Regions from separate parts of the Homo sapiens genome. Here regions 2 and 3 are each linked to region 1. Evidence: chromatin contacts called from ENCODE Hi-C or POLR2A ChIA-PET data. All regions are on one chromosome and are shown on one strand. Each heading gives the region's core, a stretch centred on a gene start or an enhancer-like site at or near the end of the contact. The rest is flanking DNA. Distances are from core to core; before and after follow the strand shown.

Region 1 (2,859 bases), core at 272-2,771:
CTGCACTGCAGCCTGGGCAACAGAGTCAGACTCTGTCTCAAAAAATAGATATATTGAGTTAAGATAGCTCATAACAGTCTCTTTGTGATCTTTGTTGCATCTATATTTGAAAAAATAGAAGAAATGGATAGTTTCCTTAAAAAAACAATAATTGAAACACCAGAATGACGTGATTTTATAGGCAAGTTATACCAAAATTCTAATAACAGCTAATTCCAAACTTGCACAACTTTTTCAAACAATGAAAAAATGAGAATACTTAAAAGGCTAATTACCAAAACCAAGCAAGTATTATAAAGAAAGGAAAATGACAGGCCGGGCGCAGTGGCTCATGCCTGTAATCCCAGCATTTTGGGAGGCCAAGGCAGGTGGATCACCTGAGATCAGGAGTTCGAGACCAGCCTGGCCAACAAGGCAAAACTCCATCTCTACTAAAAATATAAAATTTAGCCAGATGTGGTGGCACGCGCCTGTAATCCCAGCTACTTGGGAGGCTGAGGCAGGAGAATTGCTTGAACTCGGTAGCGGAGGTTGCAGTGAGCCGAGATTGCACCACTTAACTCCAGCCTTGGCGGAAGAGTGAAATTTCGTCTCAAAAAAAAAAAACAAAATGACAGGTAATTATCACTCATGAGCAAAGACATTAGAAAAAAAATATGAAATAGAAATTGAGACATGAACAATAGAAGGAAAAGGTCTGATATATACCCAAAGTTCCAGAAGAACTTATTCTCTCTACGTTTATATATATTTAAAATTTTTCTTTTTCTGTTTTGAGATGGAATCTCGCTCTGTCACACAGGCTGGAGTGCAGTGGTGCGATCTCGGCTCACTGCAACCTCTGCCTCGCGGGTTCAAGCTATTCTCCTGCCTCAGCCTCCCAAGTAGCTGGGACTACAGGCGCCTGCCACCATGCCCAGCTAATCTTTGTATTTTTAGTAGAGACGGGGTTTCACCATATTGGCCAGGCTGGTCTTGAACTCCTGACCTTGTGATCCACCCTTCTCGGCCTCCCAAAGTGTTGGGATTACAGGCATGAGCCACCATGCCCGGCCTAAAATTTTTCGTAACACACCTGCTCTACCACATGTCAAAGCATATTTTAAAGCTGAAATATTGAGACGATATTCAACACAAAAACAGACCAGGAGTAGATAACTACATATATGTAAAAGTGATATATGACAGGTAGTATTGTAGATCACTGGGGAAATTCATCAGTAAATTCAAACTGGATTCCTATCTCTTAACCATATGTGCACACACACACAAAAATCAAACCCAGGACTTAGATGTAAAAGACAAAACCTTTAGAGAACAAATATGAATGAGGTTCCATGTTTCAAAAGTAATTTAACTTTTTTGTGGTTTTCAACTTTGTTTTTGCTTCCTCTTCATTCACTTGAAAAACCAACTTCCTTCAGTAATATTCATTCAACGTCATTTTTGATGAGATTAATATTTGCCAGACGCTTTCAAACACCAAGGATACAGTAGTGAGCAAGACAAGCTCTCTTCCCTCACAGAGCTTACACTGAGGTGGTGACTATGCAAAGGTACATAGTAACCAAGTAAACAAGATGTTTACAGAGTGTGAAAAGTGACAGAGAGTGAGTGAGGAGTGTGGTCAGAGTAGGCCTCTCTAAAGCAGAGACATTAGAGTTGACACTTAAAAGATCAGACAATTGAACATTTCAAGAGGGAAGGGTGTGCATAAGAACAGAGGGAGAAATGTCTTTATGGGGAGATGTGAAGTGTGTGTTGTGTGCCTTCAAAACTTCCTTGGGTCTTGTAACACCCACTGCATTTTTCAAGTCCTTTCTTACTGCCTGCTCCCACCTCTGCTGAGATAACTGAAATAGCCTACTTCATATTATTGTTTTTTACTGTCATCAAATCTGTCAATTGTATGTTTAATATTTTCTGCAATTTTTATATATAAATTAGCATGAAAGTTTTAACATAAAAGCTTAGGAGCAAGCACAAACCTATCTGTGCCAAAAGAGGGCAAAACAAAATAAAAGTTCCTAAGAGAAGATAAGCTACACATAGTCATAGTTTCGGCTTCAGCGTTTTGGAAAGTATACAAGAATACCCTTCTAGAAAGTCAGCAGGCAAAGTAACGAATGAGTATTGGGGAGCATAGCACTTGATATGGTGTAGGCATGTGGCCAGCCTGTACCGTAGACCATGTACTGACCATTCACTGGTCATGTACCGTGGACCATGTACAGCAGCAGGAATTTGCCTTCTAAACTCAATCTTAATTACCCCCAGCTCTCAGGAATGGGTCAGAGAAAACATGTCTGTAGGATGAAATGAGTATCTTCAGCTGATCCAAGCTGTAAGGTGTGGCGGAGGACACATGAATTTTACCAGGACATGATCTAGGCAAGCCAAATACAGATAAACTTGGTCAGGTTCAGATTTAAAAAATGAAAAAGGATAATGGCAGCACGCATGTTGGTGATGATAGCCACCAGTGTACCTGTCTCTTAAGATTCACTCTAGTATGAACTGATTATATCTACACCTGGTGCAGCTGTCACCTTTGGATTTCCCTACACCTCTCTTCCGTGTTGAATGTCCTGTTTCTTTATCACTATGTCTTTCTTTTTCTTAGTTTCCTTAGGTTTGTTTCTTTTTCTTAGTTTCCTTAGGTTTGTTTTGAGGCAGGGTCTTGCTCTGTCGCCCAGGCTGGAGTGCAGTGGTGCAATCACAGCTCACTGCAGCCTTGACTTCCCTGGGCTCAAGCATTCCTCCTGCCTCAGCCTCCCAAGTAGCTGGAACAACAGACATGCGCCACCACACTCGAGTAATTTTTTTTATTTTTTTGTAGAGACAGGGTCTCGCTATGTT
Region 2 (3,222 bases), core at 465-2,964, 330 kb before region 1:
GCTCTTCCTCTGTGGCTTCTGAAGAACCATCAAGATGCACAGGACTTCCTGTGGCTCTTTTGATCTTTTGAAATTGCAAGCACAGGAAGGAAAGAATGGATAGGGGGATAAAGAATAGCTATGATTGTTGTGATAATAGCATGTTGCATTTCTATAGAGCCCTTTCGCTGATGAGCCCTGAGCCTTAACAGCCATCACACTGTTGGCCCCTGCACTGTGAACCTAGAGGGTACCTTGAGTTTTTCTAGTGCTGCCAAACAGAATTGCATTGACACATACCTTAATCAAGAGAGAAGCAAGCCGTGTTGGCAACTGTGCATCACAGTCGATGTGGTGGTCATCCATGGGATGCCCCTAATAGCATCTGTAATTTTCAAGTAGATGTTGGGTGTAATTTGGTGACCCTTGTCTGTTCCCACTGTTGGAAGCCCCATAACTGATCTGATGAAAGCATAAAGTGAAGAAGAGTGGCGAGACCCTTTGTGAGATACCTGGAGCTGAAGAGTCAGGTGTGGAATGGACAAGAATGTTATCCACTTCTAAGTGACCTTGTTTTTTCTAATTTCTTAAGAAATACCTGTTTGCTTGACTGCCTTAGGCTGTTTGCAGGGGCCACTTGTACGTCAGCAAAACTCTTACTAGATGACATCACTGCCAGAAGTTCCACATGTTTCCAGGAGGCACATTTCCCACTGCCCCCACTCCCCCGAACTTGGAAAGATTCCTCAGTTTTAAAGTTATAAGTAATTTCCATGCCAGATAATGATCCTGTGAACAGATCCTTTTCTCATGTGGAAAAATATTTCAGAAAGGGTGTCTTGTCAATGAGAAAAATGACCCCATTGAAACATATGTTTATTTGCCATGTACTCATCTGACGTTTTGTGAATTCTATAAAGCCATGGAAGTGGATTGTTAGAAGTGTCTCATACACCCCTAGTGACTTCTTGAACTATCCCCCCATCCCCAGCCATGGAACTCTCCTATTAAAAAAACTAAGAGATAAGTGGTAGCAATCTTAACAAATTAGTGATTTTATCTGGTTAGGCCGTGTAATCAAACACGTGGGCAGGAAAGTGGATCCATTATGTTGTACTCATGATTGTGGTGCTGAAGGTAACCCCCATTGCCCTGTAGGCTGCCCCCAGAAGCAGGGGGTACAGCCAATAGTATTCTTAGAAGTTAATCAATTCTGTAACGGGTTGAGTGTTTTGGTCTCATTTTTAGTCCGAGGTGCCCTGATGCTGGCCTGTGACTAAGGGGAGTCAGTGGCTTGTTATGAATAAGAGGACACATGAGCTGAATCTGAGAAAGTTCAGAAGCATTTTATAAGTTGTTTAAAATACATCCATTAAAGTATATGATTATTTTTTGGTAATCATTTAAATCATTGTGCTGTGTGTCTACCCAGACAGTATTTATCTGTCTCTCGATGTTGTATTAGTATAGTATTAAAAAAATACACACATTTCACTTTTGATAAAAACTTTGCATACTGTCACTACTTTGTATAAGTTTTTTCCTGACTGCCTCTGGTTAGGGGGCAGGGAGCAAGAAGACCAGCATGCTTTCCTTCCTTTATATTTGGGAAATGGAGGTGCTGAGAGAAACAAGCCACACTGTCTGAAGTAAAACCTAGAAGTGGACCTGGTTGTCCATGGTGAGGGAAAGCCCATATGTACCACCTTGGGCTCCAGTTACAAGGTAATGAGCCATGAGCACAAAAGGGTGACTCAAAATTCAATGCCAGCCATTCTCATTACTAATGAGCAATTACAGCAAATATTTACAGGCCTCCTTCCTACCTTTATGACTTCCTGTTACTGAAGCACTTTGGAGTATTGAGAAAGATTGTCCTGGAAAAATACGTCACACACAGTTGCAGGAAAGAGTGCCTTTAAGCACACATAAAAACTCGGTTACTTGGCTTTGTTTATGAATTCCACATAGAAACAACAGAAAATTGTGCCTTTTGAGGAACTGCTTGAGAATCCTTCCTTCTGCATTTCAAGACAAGATTTTAAAAATCACATATATCAAATATATGGGGAAATGAGACACAATGTTTTTAGAGAGTGTCTAGAAATAATAGGACTGTGCAAGTTAGTACAGCAAAATTTTGGGTCAAAGCATGGGTCATTTGACAAACTCTCTTTATGAACATTACCTCTGCAATATTTTTCTAAATGAAAACAATCACACTTAATAGAATTAATCAGGATGGGAGCTAGAAGCATATAATTCACTTTCCACAGATTGGAGTAAATCCTCATAATGCCCCTTTCCTGTGTATTTAGTTAAAAAAGCACTCCAGTGAGATTGCTTTCGCAGTAAGTTTCTGTAAACCACTGTACCCTTGTATTTCTCTCCTGTGTTTCCAAGAGTTCTCAGATGCTATTTTCGAATGGCAGCGTTCACTCCAGAGCTGGCTGAGGTCAACGAAGCTAATTTTGGTGCCTTGGTGCCCAGGGTGAAGGGAGAGAGAAGTCCTCTGCAGAGCCAAAAGGACTCTCTGGGGCCTGGGTTTGGAGCAGTGTGGTGTTGCTGGACACACCACATTTCACCTTTAGAACCTTTATTTGTGTGCTTGCACAACAAATGTTTACCCAGATATTAAGATAAGGAAAGTATGAAGGTCACATTTCACTGGTGACAAGAGAGCTTCTATAAATGTAACCATATCGTTGTGCAGCGGGAGTCTGTCTTTTATTCTGTACCCGGGACTTAGGGGGAATTATTGGTGGGTGGGGCATGGGAGTTGAGGCTCTTCTTGGTTTTCTGGCTTTCTTGCTATCACTCTGTTTGTCTTGCCTCAGCTGATGTGCGCCTCCCATTTGGTAAGGGCCTTTGTCATGGCCAAGACATCTAAAGAAATCCTAGTCTGTGTGGCTGGGCACTGTGTGGTCCCCTGACTCTCTGGAGTCTTCCAGAGTTCCATGGAAATTAGTGCCCCCGTGCATTTCCCTGCCGACTGACTGGAAGGCACCCTGGCTGCTGAGATCGCTTTCCTGGTCCCCCAGAAGAGGTCCACATGGTGCTGATCCTGCAGCTGTTTTAGGCCTCCTCAGCGGGATTGTCCTATCCTCGGAGCACAGAGAATCTTCAGAGTGGGATAGGGGTTTCTTTTGTGGATTTGGGTTTCTCTTAGGGATCTCCAAAGATTAGCTAGACACTCAGGGCCTCAGTAAAGACATGGGTCCTTGGTCTAGTTTTCTTCCCAAG
Region 3 (2,812 bases), core at 224-2,723, 430 kb after region 1:
TGCCCTGACACTGGGTGGGGCTCAGTGCACAAACAGCAGGGTACCGGGTTCCTGGGGCCAGTGGCCTCTGCTGCTTATGCCCCATGTCTCAGGGTCCAGGACGCACCACCAGCTCTAGGCTTCTTTCTCTGTGTTCATTTCCGGAGCTGTGGCAGGTGGCTTAGAGGGGTCTAGGCCATGAGAGGACATGGAATCTTGCTTCTGCTTGGCAGGAAAGTTCAATAGGAGCGTCTTGGCTCTGTGACCTCTGATGAGATGATTTTATTGTGAGCTTTCTGTTCACCCCTCGCCAGTGCTGCCTGAGGTCACATTCCCTGATGGGAAAGTAGAGGAGACGAAAGTAGAGGGTTCTGCAGGCCCATGGTGTGGGGGGTATGAGGGTGTGTCCCCCAGCACCTGCTCAGTGGGGATCAGAGGCCCCTCCCTACCCACCTTATCCCTGGGCTGGCACAGCCCCACACACACACCCTGAGCCCTGGCTCAGGACTCTGGGAAAACCTTAAGCTGATATAGGCTCCTGAAGTCCATCACCAACCCTGATGAGGAAGCCTGTCATAGATTCAGATCAGAATGATACTTGAGCACTGCTGGCTTAATTAAGCTCCAGAATCAATTTTTTCAAAAAAAAAAAAAAAAAAAAAAAAAGAAAGACTCACCCTACATGGAGAGAGAAGGTAATGCGGCCCTTTCTCCCTGTCCAGCAGCCCCCTCCCCAAACTGTCCTTTACTGTGCCTTTGGCTGTACCTCCTGCCCAGAGAGGGGACCTTCTGTGACTGGGCCCCCTTCTCACTCCCCATCACGGGGACTCACTTCTAGAACCCGGGATCCAGAGGCCTAGCCACAGCCTCTTGACTGACCTGGAGGGCTGGGCCAGGCAGTGCTCCAGGATGGGTAGAGGCCCCTACAGACCTAGAACCTGATACCAGCCCAGGAAGGGGAGGAGAAAAGGCCCAGCCACTGGCCAGAGGAGACGGCTGGCAAGGAAGTCAATTTCTTGGAGGTTCGTCAGGCTGCAGAGTCCCCCAGGATGTGACCCATCGGGCCCCTGGCCGCTGGTCCCTGCCCCTCTGAAAACAGACAACCCTTAGCCCCAGCTGAAGAGGCCTACTGGTGTTCTTCTACATCTCACTTGTAAAGGACCCCAGAAGAGAAAGGGACAGGTACTCACTACCCCAGGAGACCCCCACCTAGGTTGGGCTCCTTGTGAGTCTGGGCTCTTCTCAGCAGGAGCCTCTTCTTTTGAGGCCCAGGGGGCTCTGGGGTGAACACATCCCACCCCAGCACTGGGTGGGGCTGGAAGGGTTTGCTCCCCTCCCCACATCAGGGAAGTAGGACCCTGTGGCTTTGGAGCTGCCCTGGCTCCAGGAGGCCTGTGGTGATGGGAGTGGGAGGTTTTCAGCCTGGAGAGGCGCCTCCCTCCCTCCCGTTCCAGGTCTGGTTGGACAGGTTGAGGCTGACACACCTGAGAGAATCCGGAATGCCAGAGAGCCTGGAGCTGGGCTGGAATGCCAGCCTCCCTGGAAGGGTGTGTCTATGTTCCAGGGTGGCGTTAGGGAGGGCCCTTTCTGTAGAGCAGGCTCCTCCCAGCAGCCCTGGTGTCCCCAAACGCAGGCTCCAGGGACCAGAAGGCTCCTGCAGCTTCCAGCTGATTCCTGGCTTCCCAGCTGGAAAGGCTGTTACAGAATCCCAGGAATGTGCCCTGAGCTCAGAAAGAAAATTCCCAAAATAACTTCTATAAATACTTGAGGGCAGGGGTGGGGAGGGAGGGCTCAGCCTGGCCCACAGCTGGCCTAGCGCCAAGGCTGCTTCCCAGGGCAGGCCCCCCTCAAAGGAAGAAGAAGCATGCACACCCCTAGACCTTTGTGCTGCTCTGCCCTTGGAGGGCATCATCAGGCACTGAACTTATGGGCTGGGATGGTGTGCAGTGGAATTCTGAAAAGGCAAGGCCCTTTTCCCCTCATCCCCTCCCAGGCCACAGCCCCTGGCCACACACTGTGCCTCTGCAGATGACCTGGGTCCCACAGGGAGGCTCCCCACTGAGTGTGAGCCCAGACCCTAGCAAGACCTTAGGCCCCTTAGGTTCTGCACCTGCGTGGCCGTAAGAGGCAGGGCTTGCCAAGCTCCACGTGGGCAGCATCCCTGATCGGAGGTCCACATCTGTGTGTGTGTGGGTGTCTCTGGGTTCCCTGGCTCTGCATTTGGGCTACATCCTGAGCTCTGAGCCTTGTTGAGCTGCTGTCCTTTGGGGAATAACAAAGCAGGCAGGAGGCTGGGGCGCTGTCCCTCTCAGCCTGGGGAGGGGCAGGACAGGGATCACATCCATGAGCCCCACAGTAACTAAGCGTGACCTTGAGGCGGTTGTGTGGTCAGGAGGAGCTCCGCCCTCAGGGAAGGCTTCCTGGGAGAGCAGAGTCTCGAGCACTTGAGATGTGGCCACACATCCCCACTCCCTGAGATCCAGGAAGGGAGAGAAGGAGGGTCCTGAGGTGGGAATTTCTGGGGACTTCCCCCAGAGCCCTGCACCTCCCTGGAATCATGTCTGTGGCTATAACCAGCCCAAAGCGCCCCCTTGGAGGTACGATGTCTGATCACCATAAACAACTTGGACATCACTTTCGAATCCCTGTGGGCTGGCAGCACAGCCATGGCATCTCCCAAGGGACGGTCAAAAACTGGAAGCCTCTCAGCAGATCTGGTCTCCTCTCTCAGCGTGGGGCACATCCTCACCAGGATGAGGGATGGGGGATTCACTTGGGACATTTGGATGAAATTGAGATGTCAGTTCTTGTTCCCACCATCTCCCAGGAGGCC

What was found. A loop is a pair of places that touch in the nucleus more often than their neighbours do. ChIA-PET counts read pairs that join two places held with the same protein, here RNA polymerase II (POLR2A).
Region 2: POLR2A ChIA-PET joins it to region 1 with 18 read pairs in OCI-LY7. The contact joins two enhancer-like sites. POLR2A ChIA-PET finds 5 or more read pairs at or near these places in 3 of 52 experiments (GM12878, HEK293 and OCI-LY7).
Region 3: a loop to region 1 is called in a map of posterior vena cava, with 4 times the contacts of the local background. The contact joins two enhancer-like sites. A Hi-C loop is called at or near these places in 1 of 168 maps with a recorded cell type or tissue (posterior vena cava). POLR2A ChIA-PET finds 5 or more read pairs at or near these places in 1 of 52 experiments (Panc1).

Annotation. Positions count from the first base shown.
Region 1 is chr2:46,633,555-46,636,413 of GRCh38, forward strand. No RefSeq gene overlaps it. Among named protein-coding and RNA genes, the nearest start is that of CRIPT, 18 kb to the left of the region's middle. Within about 2 kb of position 1,522, at least 2 of the 41 ENCODE cell types and tissues checked have a DNase peak (open chromatin) inside an H3K27ac peak, as active enhancers do.
Region 2 is chr2:46,304,762-46,307,983 of GRCh38, forward strand. The region is part of intron 1 of EPAS1 (endothelial PAS domain protein 1); the gene reads left to right. Among named protein-coding and RNA genes, the nearest start is that of EPAS1, 9.0 kb to the left of the region's middle. Within about 2 kb of position 1,715, at least 12 of the 41 ENCODE cell types and tissues checked have a DNase peak (open chromatin) inside an H3K27ac peak, as active enhancers do.
Region 3 is chr2:47,068,243-47,071,054 of GRCh38, forward strand. The region is part of intron 19 of TTC7A (tetratricopeptide repeat domain 7A); the gene reads left to right. Among named protein-coding and RNA genes, the nearest start is that of STPG4, 86 kb to the right of the region's middle. RefSeq lists enhancers at 394-2,812, 1,153-2,009. Within about 2 kb of position 1,474, at least 26 of the 41 ENCODE cell types and tissues checked have a DNase peak (open chromatin) inside an H3K27ac peak, as active enhancers do.